Regions from separate parts of the Homo sapiens genome. Here regions 1 and 2 are each linked to region 3. Evidence: chromatin contacts called from ENCODE Hi-C data. All regions are on one chromosome and are shown on one strand. The core of a region is the stretch at or near the end of the contact, and the rest is flanking DNA. Distances in the headings are between cores, read along the strand shown.

What was found. Hi-C counts contacts between places; a loop is a spot of excess contacts on that map. Pooled maps may share reads with other maps.
Region 1: a loop to region 3 is called in a pooled map, with 6 times the contacts of the local background. The contact joins the enhancer-like site here to the promoter of PDE4D-AS1 in region 3. A Hi-C loop is called at or near these places in 6 of 50 pooled maps.
Region 2: a pooled map shows a loop between it and region 3 (5-fold over the local background). The contact joins the promoter of MIER3 here to the promoter of PDE4D-AS1 in region 3. A Hi-C loop is called at or near these places in 4 of 50 pooled maps.

Annotation. Positions count from the first base shown.
Region 1 is chr5:61,406,380-61,410,708 of GRCh38, reverse strand. The region is part of intron 1 of ZSWIM6 (zinc finger SWIM-type containing 6); the gene reads right to left. Among named protein-coding and RNA genes, the nearest start is that of ZSWIM6, 76 kb to the right of the region's middle. RefSeq lists a silencer at 1,683-2,073 and an enhancer at 1,499-2,698. Within about 2 kb of position 1,933, at least 21 of the 41 ENCODE cell types and tissues checked have a DNase peak (open chromatin) inside an H3K27ac peak, as active enhancers do.
Region 2 is chr5:56,950,427-56,954,914 of GRCh38, reverse strand. MIER3 (MIER family member 3) reads left to right here and starts at 2,792. Exons shown (of 13, transcript NM_001297599.2): 1 at 2,792-2,821; 2 at 4,263-4,287. The coding sequence starts at 2,813. RefSeq lists silencers at 2,511-2,930, 2,961-3,070, 3,131-3,300 and an enhancer at 3,871-3,960.
Region 3 is chr5:59,038,143-59,042,418 of GRCh38, reverse strand. PDE4D-AS1 (PDE4D antisense RNA 1) reads right to left here and starts at 2,653. Exons shown (of 2, transcript NR_198970.1): 1 at 2,349-2,653. PDE4D (phosphodiesterase 4D) reads left to right here. Exons shown (of 15, transcript NM_001104631.2): 6 at 3,448-3,560. RefSeq lists a silencer at 3,215-3,284.

The sequences.
Region 1 (4,329 bases), core at 684-3,183, 2.4 Mb before region 3:
TTAAAATTATTCTGCATGAAGTGTACTATCAACAAAAAGGTATCTAAGTGAAAAACACCAGTCTTTAGAATCTAGTCAGATGGTTTAAAAAGGAAATAAATCGCCGGGCACGGTGGCTCATGCCTGTAATCCCAGCACTCTGGGAGGCCAAGGTGGGTGGATCACGAGGTCAGGAGATCGAGACCATCCTGGCCAACATGGTGAAACCCCATCTCTACTAAAAATACAAAAATTAGCCAGGCATGGTGGCACGTGCCTGTAATCCCAGCTACTCGGGAGGCTGAGGCAGGAGAATCGCCTGAACCAGGGAGTCAGAGGTTGCAGTGAGCCGAGATCGCACCACTGCACTCCAGCCTGGCAACAGAGTGAGACTCCGTCTGAAAAAAAAAAAAAAAAAAAGGAAATACATCCATTATTACAATACTATTCACAAACTCAGAACACTTAAATTCTGTGCAATTGTCAATGTGGGGCTGAGCACTAGAGTACCGGGGTAATTTAGGGCTACACATGTTGCCTTTTGCCAAGGCTGGTCCTGAGTTTTCGTAGTTTTGTATCTTCCTGGTCTATATGCTGACTTCACCTTAGTTGGGCTGCTATACATAGGTGAAATCACAGTGATTGTGCCTAAGGAAACCATGAAGATCATACGGAAGCTTCTCAACATGAAGGACAAATAAGTCCAAGGCTTCCTCTCATGAAAGGCTAAAACTCCCTTTATCAAAAGTCACAACAGTGCCACTTTTACAAATCTGGGGTCCCTGAAAGAGTTACTCAAATCAATTAAATTAACTATCAGATAACTTCAGTAGCTACTCAAAATAGTCTTCCTTTACTGGCCTGATCAAGTAACAATGTTTTCCATGGAGCTTAATGGCTCCTTTTAGATCCTTGTCTATGAACTGGTATTGCACTCCATGCTTACCCACCCGCAGCTCTCACCATCCCACATATCCCTCTCCACAAAAAGCTAATAAATTTGCATTCCTGACTCTGACTCATACAACTAAGAAACCGAAGACTAACAAAACTCTTAGGTATGACTAAGCAAAATGATCTAATTAATAAATAGTCAAGAAATACAAATGTTTTTAAAAGTAAAATTAACCATCAAGAAAACAGGGTATGGTGGAGAAGGGGGAACTATAGCTCTAAACACCATCCTTGTAAGTTGCTACCAAGAACCCACATTTTTCTTTAAAGGCTGAAAATCAGCAGTAATAACCCAAAACTATCTTGCGCAAAGGTGGTCTTAATAGAGATATAATTAATCTTGCCAATTTTCCACATAATTTCTCTCCTTTTTTGATCTTTTGCTTTACAAAATCATGCTTGAAAACTTTTACAATTTCTTTCTGGTAGCAATTCTGAAATGAAAATGGACTGCAGGTAAGTAAATTTGAGAACCTCCTTAAACAGCAAAAATCACCTCCCTAGCCCCTCCACTGGTAAAAATCACCAAAGTTTTTACTGTGGCCCCCTCGTTCTCAGAAACAAAAACAAAAACAAAATGGCCTTTGAAGTTGGACAATTTGGTATGTGTTACATTTAATTTTGTGCTTATACTTAATACCTAAAGTGAAGCAATACAGAGGCCTGGATTTCAAAAACGGGAAAAAAAAAAAAAAAAAAAAAAACCTTTCCCCTCATTACAAAGAAAATCTATAATCATAATTTAGAAGTCATCAAGGAAACGCAAATCTTGTGCCACCCCGCCTCTGCGCGGTCGGGTCAGTCACACACACGCCGCCCCGCCCCCGCGCCATCAGTCACACGCAGGCCTCGCCCCATCCTGACTCCCAACCCCGCCCCTCGCGCTGTCAGTCTCTGACTCTGGCCTGCGGCTGAACCGGCGGCGCTGACGTCAGCTGGCGACCGCGGCCGCATTCCTAAACAGTTCAGACAAACCCACTGGTGGGAAGCTTCGAAAGCCCTCAGCTGTAGTGAGGAAAGCAAAGGTTTGGCTGGCAGCCAGACTCCTGAGCTCAGCATTTTGTAATGCACTTCCTTTTTATTTAACAGCTTGCATAATGCCCTTAACCCTTCCTTTACCTGCATCACACCTTTAACCCCTTCTTTTCCTGGTCGAACTTCGAAGCAAACTTCAGAACTTGGTCTCCCATAGGGTTTTAATATATTCCTCACCAATTTACAACTGACTGATTTTTAATACTGCTGAAGAGGCAATTTAATTAAATGCACTTGCTCCCCCTAAACTGCTGTTTCCCCCTTAAAGCAATGTTAATTTTCAAGCAAAGAAATTAAAACATTTTATTAAAACAACGTATTTTAAAGCTTTTTTAGACCCCCTCCTTCATAATTTATCTTCTTGAAATTATTGTCAAGAGACAATAGCTTCAAATGGTCCAAAACAAAAGGGTACACAGTGACAAAATCTCCCTCCAACTTCGTCCCTCAGTTGCCCTGTTCTCATCCCATGATAAATTGTTACTTCTCTTGTATTCACCCAGAAGTATTTTAGTGATACATAAGGAAATACACATATATTCTATTTTCTCCTTTTTAAAATGGTAAACTCTATACATAATGTTCTCTACTTTGCTTCCTTATTCTTTTTTAGAATTGCATGGAATTCCACAATTTAGCAGTCCCCTATATATGAGCATTTAGGTAATTTCCCATCTTTTTGCTATTACAAATAATGCTGGTGTGAAAATCTTGTATGACTGTCTTTCAAGAATAAATTCCTAGATGGGAAATTGCTACATCAAAACAAACACATGCATTTGTAATTCTGAGAGGTAACAGCAAACTGTCCTCCACTGAGACTGTACCTTTACCCTCCCACCAGCAGTGCAGGAGGATGCCTATTTCCCTCATGCAAATCAGGCTGTCCCAGAATTCAGATAAGAGGCTCTCTCTCAAGCTTATTTTATTTTTAGAAAACAGATCTGTGAAAAATTGTATCTTAGTGTAGTCTTAATTTACATTTTTCATATTATGAACGAAGTTGGGCATCTTTTTATATATTTTAGAAGCCATTTGTATTTCTCTGTGAACTGTTAAATCATCACCTTTGCCCATTTTTCTATTTGTTCATCATTTTCTTACTGCTTTGTAGGAGCTTATGTTTTTCGAAAAGCAGTGTTTTGTGTATGACACTTTGAAAGATCTTTTTTATATATTTTAAGAAAATTAGCTCTTTGTGACATGATTTGTGAAAATTTTTTCCAGTTTGGTAAATTTATCTGTTTCATGGTTTCTGCCATAGAGAAATTTAGGGATTTTTATGTAGCTGAATTGTTACCAATCTATTCTTTCATGGTTCTTGGTTACTATTATCACAGACTGTCATTCCCCATGCAGTTTGTAGAATAATTTTCCAGTGATTTCTTCAAATATTTTTATGTTTTCAGTTTTACCTTTCAATATTTAGAGTCTGTACTTTTTTTCCTAGATATATATCCACTAGTCCCAACACAAATTGAATAACCTATCTTTTCTCACTGATTGGAAATGCTACCTTTATCATATTCAATAATTTTTCTTATGTAAAAGTGGGGCTCAGAGGAATTTTAGGCTGCACTTACACCAGTGTTAATTTTAAAATCTGGTATAAAGTAAGATATGTTTTCCATGGACAACATGGTCCAGTTTCAATAACTAAATTTCAGATTTGGGGAACTGTGTTTGTTATTTTTAAATGAAACTAAATCCTTTTTAAGATTTCTGAGAGGCCGGGTGCAATGGCTCACGCCTGTAATCCCAGCACTTTGGGAGGCTGAGGTGGGTGGATCACCTGAAGTCAGGAGTTCGAGACCAGCCTGGCCAACATGGCAAAACACCGTCTCTACTAAAAATACAAAAATTAGGCAGGCATGGTGGCAGGCACCTGTAATCCCAGCTACTCAGGAGGCTGAGGCAGGAGAATCGCTTGAACCCGGGAGGCAGAGGCTGCAGAGAGCCGAGATCATGTCACTGCACTCCAGCCTGGGTGACAGAGCAAGACTCTGTCTCAAAATAAATAAATAAATAAATAAATAAATAAATAAATAAAAGATTTCTGAGATAAATTATAGTATCATATGCCACCTTTAAAGACTTAGGCTTTTTGAAAGTAAATACCTACTCGGAAATATTACTTCTGACTAATTATGACAGATTTTAGTCTTCAGAGACTTCATAAAATTACCAGAAAGATGTAAAATGTTGAAAACATTGTTAAAACAAAATTTTGATACTGACTGTAGACAACTTTGCCTTTTAATATATTCTTTAAGGAAAAATGAGTGAGGAATGAGGATGATCTAGTCCTTTCAACTAATTTTTACCTTTCTTTCAATATCTGTTAGGGATTACTACACCAGG
Region 2 (4,488 bases), core at 1,543-4,042, 2.1 Mb after region 3:
TTATTGTATGAATTTACTGGAAGCCTCTAAAATTACATGTTTATAAATAAAGCTGTATTGATTTATTTCCTTTCTAAAGATGGTTGGAGGATCTATGACATTTTGGTTCTCCTTAGGAGGTTACTATGGTTTTTAGTTTTCCTTGCTCACATATCCATTTACCACCTATGGAAATTACTTAGATTGTAAGCTTTTGGGGGACAAGGACATTTTTATGGTGGTCCCACAGTGCCCAGCATCTAGCACTTTCTATATAATGCCCTGTATTGCATAGTTACAGGATAATAAAAGTAAAAAGTAATAGTATTTTAATTTAAACTCCTTGGGTCACAAGGATTTTTAATCTGTACTGACTCATGAAAGTCTTGTCAATCAGAAAGAATGAGAGCTCCATCTACATATAGACTTTACACACTTTATCATAAAGGAATGTGTTATGTAAGACTGAGTGATAAACTTTCTCTAGTGATCAGGTGGGGGAAAGTAGCTCTGCTACCTTCAACTGCTAATAAATTTAGCTTCATTTATCTTTGTCTGAATCCTTATTTAATACCATGGACTCAGACTTCCTACACTACGTTCTATAATAGGGAGCATATAACAATCAAAATTACAAATGCCTATACAAAATCTTTACAATTGAATATAAAGAAAGTCTACAGAAACATTACTAGATTCATGAAAGTGAATAAATCTGTGTATATTTCAGTTATGGCAAAACATATAATCTAAGACTACATTTATAGTTTGGATTAGCCAAGTTTGCTGGGAAGAAAATGTTTTTCCCAGTGTAATGTATGAGGCAGGTTGTTGGAGACACTTTCTTCACGTGGCTCAGACTGCGGTCCAGCTGCTCAGGGCACTGTTTCATGGTTCTGTCCACAGCGCGTGCTCACTGCGTCATTTCTAAAGTTATTCACTTGTACTTAATTTCAAGCCATTTTTTTTTACTTTGAAAACTCTGAACGCCTCATTGAGGACAGTACATACAATGTGTGCCAAGGTCTGGTTTCAAAGTTTAGCTGTTTTTGAGTTATTTGACTGGACAAAAGGTCGAAAGATATCTTTCACAGCAGGGAAAGTGTAATTTTCCATGTCTTTATGATGTTTAGAAATAGTTGGAGTGATTTTTCCCTAAAATTTCCATAAGTAAATAACTTTTACCCGTGGCATAAGCTTGATTTTGAGATGCCTTGGCAAAAAATTTGAAAATAACCCTCTCCCTACCTCCAGTCTCCAGCCTCATCCTCAGTATGCACTCCAGCAATAAGGGAATTGGAGGGACCCCAGGTTAAAATCAAGACCTTTCATGTTTGGATTAAAAGTATGACGTATGGAAAGTTTTAGCTTCTAAAAACTTGTCTTTATCATTTAATATTACGTATGTTTTAGAAAAAAGCTGGGAGAAGAGCTCTGGTGTCTGAGATCACTCTCTCCAAATTCCTGTAGGGTCCTGCTATAATTCCTGATGGTATTTGCATCTCACTTATTCATGTACCTTACAGCCGACTTTCTTTTCCACAGATAGAATTGGCCTCCCACTTTAGGACAATGTGTCCTCCAAATTTGCTAGGGCAACTCCATACCTTACTTTAACTTCTTGCAGGACCTAACTCTCCAATCAGTCGTTAGTGTATATTTTTGTGTACTTGGCTCAAAGTCTTTCAGTGTGGATGTGGACCTTCCGGAGAGTAATCTCCTCCAATGAAGAGCAAATGGTCATAAGGAACATGTACGAGCAGGTATTCCTGTTAAGCCTTATGCTCCGTCTTTCACCCATCCACTTGCACAGGGGACTAGTTTCCTTTTATGATCCTACCCAAACGTTTGGCCTTTTTGGAGAAGTGAGGGAAGTGAGGGGTAGAATTTTTGAGACTCAGTTCAGGGCCTTTGATATGCTGTTCCTGTCCTTCAACAGATGTATCAAGTATCTCTGGGTCATCCCCTAAGACACGTTGGTGATGAACAATTCCTAGAACTGGTCTAATTTTTTTTTTTTTTTTTTTGGATAACAGCACAGTTTATATTTTTTGGGCATCTTCTTGAACTGTACAAGTATATTCAGCATCATTTCTCTGCCCTGTCGATCTTTTGTCTTTTCTTCTGTGCTGTCAATAACCTGTTTGGCAAATGTCTACTTCCATTGTCCACTCCGTGAGCAGTGTACACCGGTCTCCATCTCCCATTCCTGCAGGTCCCTTCGTGGAAACGGCAAAGTGCCTGACTGTAGTCCTCTCATTCTGGACTGACTCTGCCATCCACCAGCCTCTTCTCCCATTTCCCAGGGCTTCCTCCCACATCTGTCTATTTCATAGATCGCCTCCTCCTCTTAGGGAAGTTGAGTCTGTCGAGTTCCCCTGCACATCGCCTGCCAGTCCAAGTCTCCTGCCCGCCTCCCGCACGCCCTCCCGCGCCGCGGTGTCTGTGGGTCGGTTCCCAGACGCGCCCGCCGGCTCTTGGGCCTCCACTGGCTGGACGTGGGTCTGTCCCGCGCCCGCGCGTCCGTCCGTCCCCCACTTGCCTCCAATTCGGCAGGAACTTTACACCAGCCAGGAGGAGAAGGACGGTGCGCGCGGGTGCGGGTCTGGCCGGCTGGGGCCGGCGCGGGGGCGGCGAGGGGCGCCGGGCGGCGTCGGCTTGCGAGCGGGCCGGGGGCGTCGCGGGCCGCCCTGCCCTATAAGGGGCCGTGCCGCCTCCGCCGCCGGGCGGGTGCCGGGCGGACCGCGGCGGTGGCGGCGGCGGCTGCGATTGGCTCAGGCGCCCCATCCGGGGACTGGGCTCGGCGCTGCTCGTTCGCCCTAAAGGTACCAATATGGCGGAGGTGAGCAGGGAAACCGGGCAGGAGCAGCCGGGCTGGAGCGGGCGCCCGGCGGCTCCCCGCGACCCCCGAGCCAGCCTGGGGGATCCGGGGCTCTTTCCGCTGCCCCATGAGGGGCGGCGTGGCGACGCGGGGGTCGCGGGGCGGCGACTGGCCGTGGCGGGGCTGGCCGGGGGGCGGGAGCGGGCGCGGGAGCGGTCTCCCTCCGGGACTAGGCCGCGGCGGCTCCGGCCCCGGTCGGGCCGGGCGACCGAGCCGGACGGAGGTGGCGGCCGGCTGCAGTGAGCCCTGCCCCAGGGACGAGGCAGTGCCGTGTCCCCGGTCGCTGACGCGGGCCGCCGGCGCCTCCGCGCCTCTTCCCCGGGCCCGGGTGGGTGGAAACCGGCGGAGCCCCCCCTCCGCGGCCGGATCGCAAAGAGGGGAGCGGGCTGCGCCACTGCCCTGCGGGAGTCGTGCGCTGTGCCCCCGGCCCACCGGGCCCGGGCTGCGGCGCGAAGGAGCCGCACGCTTCACTTTGCTGGGGGCGCGGAGAAGAGCGGGATGCGGGGCCACCGGGCTTCTCAGAAGAGCGGGACTCCCCACCCCGCAGCCCGGGAGGTGCGGGAGCCCCTGGGGTTAAAGGGCAGACCGAGACCCTCGACGCCCTCTCCAGGAGAGCGGCTTGATAGCTCCAGTTTTCTCTGGGCTGGAGGAAGGAAGGCTGGGCGAGCGAAGCTGCCCCGGCCATGTCCCCCGGGACTGGTGAGCTGGGGGGAGGGGGCGGTGTGGCAGGAGCCCCTGGGCTGGAGCTCGCTGGGGCGGGGGGCGCGCTGACGGTCCAGGGAGGGACTGAACACTCTGGAAGGAGCCAGCATCCCTGGAACTGAGAGGAGCTGCATCTCTGGACTCGAGAGAGAGGATGGGGGGCTCGCGCTTTGGTTTGGGGGCGAGTGTCCGATTCGAGCTGGCCTACGCTGCAGGGGAAGAGATCGGCTTCGGAGTTGGGGCTCCCGGGCCCCAGGGGCGAACTAGGTGCTCAGAACGCGAGTTCGTTCCAGAAAAGGGTGTTACGTTTCGAGTTGTTTGGGGCTTCGGAGAGCCGGGTGGGATTTGGAGGACTCCGGAGATGCCAGGGATGGGGGACTGATGGTGCCAGCCGACTGCTCTGGGTTTTGCTTCTCTGCTTGGAAACTTGCTGAGCTCCAAGAAGCGACTTGGAGTTGCCTCTCAGACTCCGGGCTTCGTCCCGGGTCTGTGAGTTTGTACACTTGGGACTCGGGGAGGAAGGCGAGGCAGCCAAGAGGGGGCCCGAAAGGGGCCGGGAGCGATTCGAGTGAAGCTACGTCTTGCACTTTTGGCAGCTGCGGAGGAGCGCTCGACTCCGCCTCCTCTGCGCCCTGTTGCCGGCGCTGCCTCTTTCCCTGGCTGTGCGATCTAACCTCACGTTTTCTTCTCTCTCTCCTAGGCTTCTTTTGGAAGTTCGAGCCCAGGTTTGTCCTATTTTCTTACGTCTTCGGTGGTTCCCAGTGGGTAATGTGGGCTCAAAGGTCTGTTGCTAAAGGATTCCCAATAGAAATGTATCCTGCAGGTTTTTCTTCATTGATTTTTAAGAGTTTCAGTGTGCATTTAGTAAAGTTTGGGGAAGAAACAGTTATACTGTTCTTTGTTTTCTCTTGCATGTTGAAAAAGTA
Region 3 (4,276 bases), core at 1,404-3,903:
TAGCTGTCGACATTTAGGTGTGTTGCTTGGTGTGGTGACTCAATTTCCTGTGGGATAGTTGGCAACTCCACTTTGAGGTTTGTTCGGCGGGATGAAAAGGTCAGTTACTTGATGTCTTAGAACACTTGGGGTTAAAATTCCTAAAAGTGAAGCTTTACAAATGATCCTGAAAAATCGTGGCTAGCTATATTGCCTACTCACCTAGGAATTTGGAAAAAAGCAATATTCTCAGCTCTATGCTAATATCAAGAATAATTCTTTATTTGAGCAACAGTTTCACAGAGCAAACTTTACTCTGTTAGTAATTATTTTCTCACTAGCATGTAGATGTGTTCCAGTGATTTTTCATTTTTCTTATTTATACAGATGTTAGAACTTAAAATATATGCTTACCCCATTTTATCATCATACTCAAATCCTGTCTGTCAAAAGTGGCTGGTGCATGGCTTGGACATAAAATGGATATTCTGAAGTAAATTGTTCCTCCTGTCACTATACTACCTTCTTAAGAACAAATCCTGTGTATAAAGTGCATGATGTCTTGAAGCATTAGCCAAAACTTTCCTGAATTATTTTCCACATTAAAAAATAACAACTGAAATATAATGTGTGGAGCCACATCCTGTTAGATTTGAAGCCTGAGTCTGAACAGCTTTGGGAACTTGGTGAAGATGGAGGAAGGGGGCAGTTTACTTAGCTACTGGGAAATCACTTGAGGCTCAGGCTTTGAGAAAGTTGGAGTGCAGGGGAGAGGAGCCACAGAAAGCCGAACCTCAGAGGGGACTCCCAGCTTCATTGTAACCAATGATTGAAAAGATGGCACTGAACAAATCCCAGACACAATGGTTATGCATCTTTAATCCACTGGATAGGCTAACTATGGACAGCTCAAATGATCATAAAACAAGTCAATGTCCTCTTAAAATTTCCTACATTCCTATATTATGGGAATGAGAGAGAGAGGAAAATATCAAAACCAAACCATATAGTAGATGCACTACCATGGCAACTAGGTGATGCTATACTTGCATATGGAAGTTATTCAGTAAAATGAAAATGATTGTGTTAGAGCCATAGGCGAAAGTATTGTTTGTGATCTTTAGGGTGTGGGGTTACAATGGACTTCCTATATTTGTGTGTAATGCTTCAATTTTTATAACAAGCATGTAATATTTTTTACATTCTTAGAATTGGGGAAGCTATACAGAGCAGGTATTTTATATTTACCATTTAAAATTATTAATATCTTTAAGCTTGTTAAGGGGGAAAAAAAAGCTTCAATCTGAAACTTTAATTCACCTGGCAAGGTTTAGGCAGTTGTTTGTCCATCTAAAGTATATATTTACATAGACTGCGGGGTGGAGGAAGTAGAACAAAAAAGAGGCAAATTTTAACCTAGAGTACTCAAAGTGAACAGTAAATAGTTCAAGTATTCTTGATAACAATAAGCCACGTGGCACATGTAACAACTACTTTAAAAGTTACTCTAACTTTTACAAAGTTCACATAAAAAGCTATCTCAAAAATCCCAGGAGCCTAAATTCAGTCCATGAACTTTATTTGTTGTGCCATGTTAATTTATGGAGTCTAAATTTCAAGGGCAGAATTTCTTCTCCAATACCTGTAGATTCAAAGACAAAGACAAGGGATCCCACCACTTAGTGTAAGTTTCTCAGTATCTTCTTTCCACTCGACAATGACAAAGTTTTATCAAATGGACCCTTGGGAGTTTGACTTCTCCTCACTATGAATGGTTTGCTTATTGCATGCTAATGTAGAAAAGTTCTCCCACAACTGATCTGCTTAGGGACAGTGTCCCTGGTGCCCTGGGTCAGCCTTTGTAAACAGAACAGGCTTTTCTGTATGCCTTTGAATATGGTCTTTCCGTTTTCTCAAAATTGTAGTGTACTCTGCACATGGTGGGTAGAAACACCCTTCCAGATTTTCTTCCTTGGCCCAAGATCATCTAGGTCTTATGCAATTCACAGGGGAAAGGAGTAGTATGCAGGACATGCGTAAATTCTCCTTACCATGTGGTTCTTTCACATTGCTGTTCCTTTAAGAGAACTCTTAGGCAATTCGGCATATGAAAATGCAGCCTATTGTCAAATTTGTGAATTATAAAGCGTTCCGACCCCACAACATTGTATATTTTGTTTGCTTGTTTCTGTCCGCCCCAACATTTAGAAGTCTGGTACTTAGTAGGGACTGGGCTGGGTAGAAAAAGAATGCGGTCTTAATTCCCACAACCCTGCCTCCTTGAAGTAGGTGAATCCTAAGCCTTTAGAAACGAACCCCCAGAAACCCTAAAACTTAAACCCTCAGAAACCTTGAGGGTCCTAAATAACCTTGTTTGTGAAACTTCGCAGGAAGCAGCCGGTCGTGGAGTCGCAGAGGCTCCAGCGGTCTGGGCAACCTGGAGGGCAGTGGCTCGGCGGGGCGCGCGGGGTTCTAGCGAGACAGGTGCGCGGCCGTGCGCGCCTGCGTGCCGGTCCCTCCTGAGCCCCGCGGCGGGCGCGACCCCGGACGGCGGACTGCAGGCGCTCCACGCCGGGTTTTCCGCCGCTCTCCTAGCACAGACAGTCCCACAGCAGCCCCACAGACACACACGCTCGCGCCCGCGCCTCCTCGTCTGCACTTCAAAGCGAGTGGCGCCCGGCTGCGCCGGGGGGATGGCACTGCGAGGTGGCGGGGCCCCCGGGGCAGAGCTCGAGGGGAAGGACGCGGCGGGTGGCACGGACAGGGACAGGCTTTTGCAATTCGGAATCTTTTCGTAAGGGGGTTGAGGAGGAGCCAGGCAGCGCCGAGGGCCGAGAGGGGCGTGAGGGGGAGTGTTCCCGGAAAGCTGCGGCGTTGGAGCCGCGCTGCGCCTGCCGCCCGAGGAGTTGAGAAAGAAAACAGGAAACGTGGTGGCCGCGCACCCGGCCGCGGCTGATTCATTCACTTCAAGTGCCGTGCAGAAGGCTCGGCAGGCGGGGCGGGCGTGGGGCCGCGGCTCCGGGTTGGGGACCGAGGAGATCCGGCTGTGGACCAGACGCTCCTCTGCGGGGCGGGCACCCAAGCGCGCTCGCCACCCCCTCGCCATCCGCTAGAGCCGGGCTCCTGGACTGGGACTCGGGCCCGCCGCACAGTTGAAAAGTCGCATAGTGGTTTTTCCGCTCGCGTCGCTGTGTGAAAGTTGGCTCGCCGCTCTTTGCACGCCCTCCCTGGAGGCCGACCCGAGACGCCAAGCTGGAGAGACCGTGCCTCCCCGAGGCCGGCCGCCCCGCGAGCACAGCCTCCGCCCCCGTTGCACTGCCGGGCTGGGCAATATGAAGGAGCAGCCCTCATGTGCCGGCACCGGGCATCCGAGCATGGCGGGGTATGGCAGGATGGCCCCCTTTGAACTCGCTAGCGGACCCGTGAAGCGCTTGAGAACTGAGTCCCCCTTTCCCTGTCTCTTCGCAGAGGAGGCCTACCAGAAACTGGCCAGCGAGACCCTGGAGGAGCTGGACTGGTGTCTGGACCAGCTAGAGACCCTACAGACCAGGCACTCCGTCAGTGAGATGGCCTCCAACAAGGTAAGCCCCGGTTCTGCTGTCACTGGTGCCCCCAGGCTGCTGATTCCCATGCCGGCGAGCCACTGGTACCCATAGCCCCGGGAAATAAATTGAGAGGTTTTTTAGGCTTACTGCATGTTGGCTATTCTGCTCCTTAGAGGGAGGTTCCTGTTTCCTTGCTTTGCCTCCCCTAGTCACGCCAGATAAACATTTTCCAAAAGCAATTTGACGTGCTAAATTTAAGTATCTCCCAAGACACAGGGTTCCTAAGTAACACTGAGCCCTTGCAGCAGAAACCCAGTAGGGTCCATGGGCATTGCATGTTTAAAGGTGTTCTTGGGATTCCCGGTTGAAAATAAGAATTGGTGGATGTCTGTGAAATCACTTGAATGTCACCACCTAGGGCACTCAAACTCAGAAGAGTTCATCGAACTTGGAACCTTCACCCTAATTCATCTAGTTGTCAGGGTACCCCGCAAGAACTGAGCCTTTATATATTCAGTTGGCCATACATATCCGCAGGAAACATTAACAGAGTTAGAAGGTTCCTTATGATCATTACTTTTGTTTCCATTAATCTTGGAAAGAAAGCCCAGTTTTTTGAGGTCATTTAGTACAAGGAGGCTTCAACTAGGCATCTGTGCCATATGTGCTAAGGTGCTGGTCTTGGCAGTTAATGGAGTTTTGAGGGCTGAGAAGTAACCTTCAGCCTGGGACAGCCTTAAAATAGCACGGAA